Regions from separate parts of the Mus musculus genome. Here region 2 is linked to region 1. Evidence: chromatin contacts called from ENCODE Hi-C or POLR2A ChIA-PET data. All regions are on one chromosome and are shown on one strand. Each heading gives the region's core, a stretch centred on a gene start or an enhancer-like site at or near the end of the contact. The rest is flanking DNA. Distances are from core to core; before and after follow the strand shown. Region 1 overlaps Gm42096 (a long non-coding RNA gene). Region 2 holds the start of Tmem94 (transmembrane protein 94).

Evidence for each region. Hi-C counts contacts between places; a loop is a spot of excess contacts on that map. ChIA-PET counts read pairs that join two places held with the same protein, here RNA polymerase II (POLR2A).
Region 2: a loop to region 1 is called in a map of heart, with 2.6 times the contacts of the local background. The contact joins the promoter of Tmem94 here to the enhancer-like site in region 1. A Hi-C loop is called at or near these places in 10 of 37 maps with a recorded cell type or tissue (T-helper 2 cell, adrenal gland, gastrocnemius and 2 more). POLR2A ChIA-PET finds 5 or more read pairs at or near these places in 2 of 5 experiments (Patski and embryonic stem cell).

The regions. Positions count from the first base shown.
Region 1 is chr11:115,719,691-115,724,899 of GRCm38, reverse strand. Gm42096 (a long non-coding RNA gene) reads left to right here. Exons shown (of 2, transcript XR_880315.1): 2 at 1,929-2,244. It also overlaps the pseudogene Gm11703. Among named protein-coding and RNA genes, the nearest start is that of Gm42096, 4.6 kb to the left of the region's middle. Within about 2 kb of position 2,095, at least 2 of the 3 ENCODE cell types and tissues checked have a DNase peak (open chromatin) inside an H3K27ac peak, as active enhancers do; they include gastrocnemius and heart, where a contact is called at or near this core.
Region 2 is chr11:115,762,780-115,767,988 of GRCm38, reverse strand. Tmem94 (transmembrane protein 94) reads right to left here and starts at 2,556. Exons shown (of 32, transcript NM_028014.3): 1 at 2,436-2,556.

The DNA.
Region 1 (5,209 bases), core at 846-3,345:
AGAGTGAGTTCTAGGACATCCAGGGCTATACAGTGAAACCCTGTCTTGAAAAAAGCCAAAATAGGCAGCCATCTTCCAGTAACTCGCCAAAATGACGAACACAAAGGGAAAGAGGAGAGGCACCCGGTACATGTTCTCTAGGCCTTTTAGGAAACATGGCGTTGTTCCTTTGGCCACATACATGCGAATCTACAAGAAGGGTGATATTGTAGACATCAAGGGAATGGGTACTGTTCAAAAAGGAATGCCCCATAAGTGCTACCACGGCAAAACCGGAAGAGTCTACAATGTCACCCAGCATGCCGTGGGCATCATTGTCAACAAGCAGGTTAAGGGCAAAATTCTGGCCAAGAGGATCAATGTGCGGATTGAGCACATCAAGCACTCAAAGAGCAGAGACAACTTCCTGAAGCGGGTGAAGGAGAACGACCAGAAGAAAAAGGAAGCCAAAGAGAAGGGCACCTGGGTGCAGCTGAAGCGCCAGCCTGCGCCACCCAGAGAAGCACACTTTGTGAGGACTAACGGAAAAGAGCCTGAGCTGTTGGAGCCCATTCCATACGAATTCATGGCCTAATGTACGCAAAGAAATAAAATACCAGCACCAGGAAAAAAAAAAAAAAGAAAGAAAAAAGCCAAAATAAATAAAATAAAATAAAATAAAACAAAATATATACCCACACTAAAACCTGCTATAGTTAGTTCTCTCGTTAATGGTACTGTAGCCATAAGGATGGTTATAGACCGACGTAATGGATTTGATGTTCTAGTTGCTAATTCAAGCCTTTAGCCATATTTTATATACAGCACAGCCAATAAACCATGTCTGTTACCACAAAGTGATTGGTTTTCCTTATGTCACATCAGCTTCTGTAACCAAACAGCTCAGGCAGGCATGAGTCCCAATGAAAGCCTGATTCAGGTTGCTGGGCTTCTTCAAGGTCCTGACTGGCCATGTACTGTCATGACCTACGTGTCATAATAATGATGCTACTTTTTAAAAATTGAGCCCCCTCCCTTTTTTGTAGACAAGGGTCTGTTTATTCCAGGCTGTCCCTTAAACCAGTTACATCACCAGGGTCGGCCTTGAGCTTCCGATCCTCTTGTCTCCACCTCCTGAATACTAGGATTATAGACATGCCCCACTATGGTGAAGTTTATGTGGTACTGGGGATCAAAACCAGGCAATCATCCTATCCACTGAGCTGTTACAGTGAGAGGACACGAACAGATTTTTAAGAACTTATAATATGAACATCATATTATAATTTAAGAAGGTCATAATATGAATTATTTCAACAACTTATATTGGGTCATGGTGAGGCCCTAAATGAACATCATATGTATTATTTCATTTTGGCATAAAGCCTCCAGATACTGAAAATCCTTGCCAGAGAAAAGAATGCTAGTCATGGTGGTGTGGACCTTTGATCCCAGTTCTTGGGAGGTAGAAGCAGGAGGATGGGGAGTTCAAAGTCAACTCGGACTACATAGTGGGTTTGATGTCATGCTGAGACCTTGCCAGACAGCAACCATTTCCACCAAGAGAAACTACAAATTTGAATCCAGTTTGTACGTGTGTGTGTGTATGTGTGTGTGTGTGTACATATATACTTTTCTTAAAAGACTAAGAGAAGGAGGAGAATGATAGACAGACAGACAGACAGACATCTTGCCACTGTGGTTTCTAGAACCTGTAACGATTGAGAGCCTGCTCTGGGCCCTAAAGCCAGAAAGAGCAAACAAAGCTGTGTTTCATTCACTCCAGCAGGCAGAGGAGATACAGCCCTGGAGCTTATTAAATACGTGGGGGAAACATTAGTTCTGTTCTTTAGGAACCACAAAGTATTGAAACTGTGGAGAACCAGAGATTCCGAGGTGAGGAGGGTGAGAGGCGAGGGCCGTTCATCCTGTTTCTGTTTTGGTTCCAGGGAAGTCGCGTTTCCATTGCATGGCATGCAACTAGATATTTCCTCCGTCCTCCGTGGCTGGGACCTGGCACACACTGTTTCCTGGCAGTCGAAGAGCGGCAAGTCCCAGCAGCGAGGTCAAAACCATTTTTGGAGCCAAAGAGCAGCATTCCTTTACAGTTAGTTAGCTTTACAACCGCCAAGGCCGCTCCTGCCATCCTGGTCTAGAGCGACACCTACCGGCAACAAAGGGAACTGTCCCAATTGCCCAGACCTGTGAAGATTCCCTGTTCATATAGATTGTATCCCTCACTAATTACAATCTATTTGATGATGTCTTAGGGTTTCTATGGCTGCGTTGAAGTATCGTGATCCAAAGGCAGGTTGGGGAGGGAAGGGTTTATTTGGCTTACATTTCCACATTACAGTTCATCATCGAAGGAAGTCAAGACATGAATGAACTCAAGCAAGGCAGGAATCTGGAGGCAGGAGCTGAGGCAGAGGCCATGGGGGGACGACACGACTGTTTACTGGCTTGTCCCATGCTTTCTTATAGAAAGGACCACTAGCCCAGGGGTGGCACCTCAATGGCTGGCTTTCCCCCCATCAATCATGAATTGAGAAAATGCCCAGCTGGAAGTGGTGGTTCACACTCTAATCCCAGCTCTTGAGAGACAGAGGCAGGCAGATCTCTCTGAGTTCAAGACCAGCCTGGTCTACAGAGCAAGTTCCAAGACAGCTAAAATGACACAAAGAAACCTTGTCTTGAAAAAAAAAGTAAGTCAAAACAAAACAAAAAAGAAAAGAAAAGAGAGAAAGAGAAAGAAAGATGCTGTACAGGCCTGCTTACAGCTCAATCGGATGGAGAATTTTTTTGGTTTTTTTTTTCTTTTTTCTTTTTTTTTTTTTTGGTTTTACGAGACAGGGTTTCTCTGTGTAGCCCTGGGGCTGTCCTGGAACTCACTCTGTAGACCAGGCTGGCCTCGAACTCAGAAATCCACCTGCCTCTGCCTCCCAAGTGCTAGGATCAAAGGCGTGGGCCACCACCACCCGGCCGACATTTCTTTATTTACATTCTCTCCTCTCTAGGTTGTGTCAAACTGACATAAAACTGTCCAGCGCAGGGAGCATCTAGAAATTGTCCCTCTAGTGATACTGCAGGGGCTGGGACCACAGCTAACTGGAAGACTCTTACCATGCATGCCTTCAGACCTCAACGCTGACAAACAAAAACTGTATCGCCAGGTGTGGTTGCACATGGCTGTTGTCCCAGCACTGGGGAGGCTGTGTCAGGATGGTCATGAGTTTGTTGCTAACACTGGTTACCTAGTGAGAGTTTGTCTCAATAAAACAAACAAACAAACAAACAAAAAACAACCAGAAAAACTGATATGTGCTTTAAAGCATTTTTGGTTTTTTGTTTTGTTTTTTTTGAGACAGGGATTCTCTGTGTAGCCCTAGCTGTCCTGGAACTCACTCTGTAGACCCGAGTGGCCTTGAACTGACAGAGATACATCTGTTTCTGCCTCCCAAGTGCTAGGATTAATGGTGTGCACTATGACATCCACAAACTTACATAAATTCTCTTCCTTCCTTCCTCCTCTTTCTTTCTTTCTTTCTTTCTTTCTTTCTTTCTTTCTTTCTTTCTTTCTTTCTTTCTTTCTTTCTTTCAAGACAGGATTCCTCTGGGTACTTGCTGGACTCATTCTGTAGACCAGGTTGGCCTCAAACTCAGAGATCTGCCTGCCTCTGCCTCCTGAGTGCTGGGATCAAAGGGGTGCGCCACCCTACCTCACACCCGGCTAAAAAATTTTTTTATTACTTTATGTGTATGAGTGTTTTGTCTGCATGTATGTCTGTGCACCATGTGTGTGCAGAGCTCTCAGAACACAGAAGAGGGAGTCTGAACCCCTGATACTGTGGGTACAAACAGTTTTGAGTCACCATGTGGGTGCTGGGAATCAAACCCAGGTCCTCTGGAAGAGCAGCCTGTGCCATCCCCAAGGCATCTCTCCAGCCCAAAGATATGCTTGTATGTAACTTGTGAAATGAGACACACCTAACTCCAGGCCTTGGTAGTGACTGTCTTGAGTTCTACATGAGTTGCTTGTCTGTCGGGAGCAGGTTGCTTGGCTATGGGTCAGCAGGGAGCTGTGTCCTCTCAGAGGGACATGGAAAATAGTAAGAAATAACAGAGCTGGGAATGGTGGCACACGTCTTTAATCCCAGAGGCTTTCCTATCTCTGTTCAAGGGCAGCCTGGTCTATTTAATGAGACTGTGTCTAAAAACCAAATAATGGCAAAAAGAGCTAAGGGATAAAGAAAAAAATAAAAGAAAGAATGGGGTGCCCAGTGAGGAGTTGTCTCGGGGTACAGTTACAGGCAAGTTGGCCTTTGACCTCCACACACACCATAAATAAATACTGCTTTTGTTTGTTTGTTTGTTTGTTTGTTTGGAGACAGGGTTTCTTTTCTCTGTATAGCTCTGGCTGTCCTGGAACTCACTTTGTAGACCTCGAACTCAGAAATCTGCCTGCCTTTGCCTCACTTTTATTTATTTTATTTTTATTTTTTTAAAGATTTATTTGTTTGTTTGTTTGTTTTTTCGAGACAGGGTTTCTCTGTACAGCCCTGGCTGTCCTGGAGCTCACTTTGTAGACCAGGCTGGCCTCGAACTCAGAAATCTGCCTGCCTCTGCCTCCTGAGTGCACCACACCCAGCAAGATTTATTTTTTTTTTAATTTATTTATTTTAAGTACACTGTAGCTGTCTTCAGACACCCCATAAGAGGGTATCAGATCTCATTACGGATGGTTGTGAACCACCATGTGGTTGCTGGGATTTGAACTCAGGACCTCTGAAAGAGCAGTCAGTGCTCTTAACCTCTGAGCCATCTCTCCAGCCCCTATCACTTTTATTTTACATGTGTGTCTGTGCATATGTGCTCATACATGTGGGCTTACACATATGCCACAGCGTTTTACGTGGGAATCAGAGTTTAGCAAGTAGTCTATGAGCGTATCCTCCAGTGGATGATGAAGATATATTCAGTCTAGTAGTCTTCAGCTGGGTGTGGCAGGGCAGACCTGTGGTCCTAGGACTTGGGAGGCAGAGGTGTGATGATGAGTGTAAGCTCCGGGTCAATCTGGTTCATAGGGCGAGTTCTAGGTGTGAGTGTGTGTGTGTGTGTGTGTGTGTGTGTGTGTGTGTGTGTGTGTGTGTGTGTGTGCAGGGAGGTGGATGCATGGGAGCCACCAGGTGGTTGCTGGGATTTGAACTCGGGACCTTTGGAAGAGCTGTCA
Region 2 (5,209 bases), core at 1,307-3,806, 43 kb before region 1:
GGAGAGATGGCTCAGCGGTTAAGAGCACTGACTGCTCTTCCAGAGGACCTGAGTTCAAATCCCAGCAACCACATGGTGGCTCACAACCATCTGTTATGGGATCTGATGCCCTTTTCTAGAGTGTCTGAAGACAGCTACAGTGTGCTTACATATAATAAATAAATCTTTAGAAATGGGTGGCAGTGGTGGTCTTACAATAACACAAATGTACTAACTGCCACAGATCTTGTGCTAAGTCTCAGGAAATGCATTATTTCACCACTACTAAAAAGAAAAACCCAGCAAACTCTGGCTCTGCCTAACATTCCCAAAGCGGTGCTGCTGTCTTTTGAGTTTGCTGCAGCCCAGGGCAGGTTTATACGCCTCTGTGTCTCTCATCAATAACGTCTTTCCTCGTTTCCCGGTAGGTTCTGAGAACTTCCCGCAAAGGAAGGCTGCTTAGCACAAGAGTCTTCTTCCAGTGGATCCCGAAATTATAAAAACCGAGATCACACGATTATGTTAAAACTCTATCAGTGGCCGGACAGTGATGGAGCACGCCTTTAATCCCAGCACTCGGGAGGCAGAGGCAGGAGGATCTCTGACTTCGAGGCCAGCCTGGTCTACAAAGTGAGTTCCAGGACAGCCAGGGCTACACAGAGAAACCCTGTCTTGAAAAAACAAAAACCAAAAACAACTCCATAGTGAGATGTACCAGGGTTAGGGAGGAGAGAGCGTCAAGGTTGGGTTGAAATCTGGCCCTTTCCCTCCTTCCCACACCATGTGACCAGCACTGTTTACTACCAAGCCGGCAGCCGCAGGCCAAGCTGATGATTATACAAACCCCTGATCACCAAACCACAATGGCTGAGTCTTCTGGAAGGAAAACTTTCCGATTCTGCAGCGGCCTAACCTTTACTTCACTTAAGCCCGCCTGCAAACTAGACTTTCAAACCCTATTACAGAAACTTATCTTTTCAGCCATGGAAGACAGCGCAGTGAACAGAACACAGACACAATAGCAACGGAATAAAAACCACCGACACGGGGTTACCGGTTACCGCAAGGTGCAGTGGGAGACCAGGAGCCTTCTCACTCGGAAATCAGGGGTGTCCTTAGAGGCCCCGAAGGTCTTTCCAGCTCACTGACCACGACAGGTTAAATAATACCTAGCGTGTCGGCAGTAAGCATCTGACTGCTGTATAGAAATTGATTCTGGAGTCCAATTTAGGGGAAAGGAGCAGGGAGGAGCACAAGGACTGTGACCTTTATTGCTAATTCGTTCTTCAGGAGGTAAGCCTTCCAAACGGTTGAGGTTGACTCTCTTCCCTGGGAGCTGGCACTTCCTAGCCACTTAAAATAGAAATGTCAAGTGTTTTCTGATTTCTTTCCCTCTTGTGGCCTGGCCAGCCTCCTGCCTGTCTTCTAACCATCTATTGAGGTCTTATACCAAGTGGAATGTGCAGAGGCGGGCGTTCAAGGGCAGTTACCTCTCAAACTACCTGGGGGTACTGATTATCAAAGAGGTAGCTTGTTAATGCAGTGCTCGCCAGACTCTAGGTTCCCCTGCTTGTAATTCTGCCAAGAGAGAAGTGACAGCGAATACAGCCGGTGACATTCCACTGCAGAGTGTCCGGGGACTCTGTCTGAACTGCTAATTCGTTCTCCAGGATGAGCCTACACTGTACAATGGTCTGACTCTGAAAGTGACCGTCAAACTTTTCTATTCCCTCCGTCACTCTTATTTGTTGTTGCTTTAGGTACTGAACCTTCCCCCAAGGCTTTTAACTGTAGGGTTTCGCGGTAGGGAAAAAACAGGGAAACTGCTTTACAGAACTGCAAAGGCTGTGGTGCTACGCTGGCTTCCGAAGCATCTTTATGTGACTCTAAAATCGGGGAAGCACGCCCCAACTGCAACATCGCAGCCTTGCACTGAACTGGAAGTCCCTCGCAGTGTCTAGCAGGCGGGCGGGTGCAGAGATCCCGTCCACTCCGGGCGGCGAGCACAGCGCGCGCTGTGGCAGAAAACCGCCTTTATTTGGGCCGGGGACACCCAGGGGCCTACAAATAAACACTCGTGGCATCAGGATTGGCAGTCGCTGGCCCGGGGCCCAGCCACGGCGGACCTGGGCCAAGGGTTCTTTGTTGGACACAACCTTTATTTCTGACGTGGGACCCCGGCAAGGGGCAAGCCAGGACAGAGAGGGGACATGAGAAAACGAAAACAAACAAACCAAAAAACCCTTGAGGACGTGAGGGAAGGAGCCGGCCCGGAGTTGCAGGCAGGCGCCGGCCGGCCCCTCTCCTCCAGCACAGAGAGACACCCCCTTTGGTGCCACTTGCTAGGTGCACACCCCAGGCGCTCCTCGCCTCGGGTAGGAACTCAGAGGGCGCAGCAGGCCGAGCCCCACGCCCCCTTGCTCCCCACTTCGGGCCGCGGGCCTTCTCGTACTTACCGGGGCCCCCTCGGACGGTCTTCCTCGCCCGCGTCCTCACCCCTCCCTGCCCCCTCCTCACTTCACCTCCCCGCCTCCAGGGGCCGCAGCCATGTCCGTTGTGGGCAACTCTGAGGAGGCTTGCCGCCTTCCCCCAGCAACAGACGCGCAGGCCAACAAGCCAAAGATCCCGACGCTGATTGGTTGAAATTCGAGGTAGGCGGAAGATTCTGATTTGTTATTGGCTGTTTGGTGCGCTCAGCTGTAACCTCCACCGCCCCTCCGGGAGCCTGGCGGAATTGTGTGATTGTTACTCTAAAGCGATCCGGGGAAGCCTGGGTCCTATCTCCGGCACGAAGCTCCCGCGTTTTTAGCGCTATAGAACCAGACTAGAGGCAATCATACAATTTCCTCCCCATTAGTTTACCCACTAAATTTTTCTAGAGCCATGGTCAGGTGATACCTTCTGCCCTTTATTATTTTTTAATGAGGCCCTTGAAAAATCGCCTTATCTGTATTTTCTTCAATTCTTCCTTAATCTTTAAAAGTCCCTCAGTACTAATATTATGGACCAACCAAAGCTGGAGAATCTAAAGCAATACTGTTATTTCACCCTCAGTTCATTTGAAATCTAAAAGGAAAAACAAGCTTGAAAACAACTTTTTTTTTCTAGACTAATTAGAGAAATCGCTTGGGAACCCTCTCTTGGGAAAACAAAATAAGCCTGTGTCAGTATTTACTTCCATTTTCCCAGAGATCTAAGTCTGGAAGGGTTGCTTTTAGAAAAAAAAAAAAAAAGTTTTTTTTTCTGTTTATGAAGTCAGAAAGGGTCATATCTGGTCCTGGGAAAAAAGAGCCCCTTCCTTATAATAATGAATTTAATCATGCGATTACAATCCCTCTTTTCGGCTAGACAAGAAGCCATTTTACTGATTTAACTCTGTTTAAACCAGTTCAGCTGTTACCTTGAACACTCATAGAACCTTGGCACAAACCTTCAACACAAACATCTGTAGTTTATCACTACAGATGGAGAAGTCCAAATCTCTCCACATAACCATAGATGCTCATAACATGATGGAGATAGCCACATAGCCACTTTCAGGGCTCATTGCCACATGGACTCACTACAGTCTTAAACATGCTGGAGTACTTTGTTCAGTAGCTCTCTGAGCTTTTACATTTCTTTGCAGCTAATAACAGCCAAAATGCAGCCAGGCAGTGGTGGCACACGCCTTTAATCCCAGCACTTAGGAGGCAGAGGCAGGAGGATTTCTGAGTTTGAGGCCAGCCTGGTCTACAGAGTGAGTTCCAGGCCAGCCAGGGCTACACAGAGAAACCCTGTCTCAAAACAAACAAACAAAACCCCCAGCCAATATGCAAATACATGCCCGTGTGAAACTTTAGCCCAAACACTCCCTTCCCATGCTGCTTCCCTGTCTGTTGCACAGAACTGGTTAGTTACCTGGGTCTGGGGTCTTTCTACTTCATTCCACAAAACCTGGAGCCCTTGGGGAATCCTGCCTTAGTTAAGGTTACGCTTGCTGTGATAAAACACCATGATCAAAGAAGCATGAGGGAGGGAAGGCTTTATTCAGCTCACACTTTGGTTCATCCTCAAGGAAGTCAAGATAAGAACTCAGTCAGGACAAGAAAAACTGAGCAGGAACCTGGTGGCAGGAGCTGATGCAGAAGCCATGGGGAGGGGCCACTCACTGGCTTGCTCCCCGGGGCTTGCTCAGCCTTTCTTACAGAACCCAGGACCACCAGCCCAGGGATGGCCCCACCCACAGTAGGCCCTCACCCAAATGTCCTAAGGCTTGCCTACACCCAGATCTTACGGGGCAATTTTTTATTTTTTTATTTTTATTGTTTTTGTAAAAAGTTATTTGTGGGGCTATTTTCTGAATTGAGCTTCCCCCCTTTCTGATGACTCTAGCTTGTGTCACGTTGACATAAGACTAGCCCATACAGGGGCTGGTGAGATGGCTTAGTGGGTAAGAGCACTGACTGCTCTACTGAAGGTCCTGAGTTCAAATCCCAGCAACCACATGGTGGCTCACAACCGTCTGTAATGAGACCTGACGCCCTCTTCTGGTGCACCTGAAGACAGCTGCAGTGTACTTATATATATATAACAATAAATAAATCTTTGGGCCAGAGTGAGTGAGCAAGCGAGGGAGCAGGGACTGAGCGAGCAGAGTTGACCAGAGCAAGCAGAGGTCCTAAAAAATTCAACTCCCAACAACCACATGAAGGCTCACAACCATCTATACAGCTACAGTTTACTCATACACATAAAATAAAATAAATAAATCTTTAAAAAAAAAAAAAGTCTAGCCCATACAACTGAGCCCTTGACTCACAAACACATCAGTTTTCAGTTAGAACCTTGCCTTTCTTGTTTATCCCCAAGATGGCATGTTACCAATATCAAAATATAAAACATAAATAACCTCCAATACCCTATAGTCCTTACAAATTCAAACACATTAAAACTTCATTCTCGGGGCTGGTGAGCTGGCTCAGTGGTTAAGAGTGCCGACTGCTCTTCCAAAGGTCCTGAGTTCAAATCCCAGCAACCACATGGTGGCTCACAAACATCGATAACGAAATCTGATGCTCTCTTCTGGAGTGTCTGAAGACACACTACAGTGTACTTAAATATAATAAATAAATAAATATTAAAAAAAAACTTCATTCTTGGCCGGGCAGTGGTGACGCATGCCTTTAATCCTAGCACTTGAGAGGTAGAGGAAGGCAGATTTCTGAGTTCGAGGCCAGCCTAGTCTATT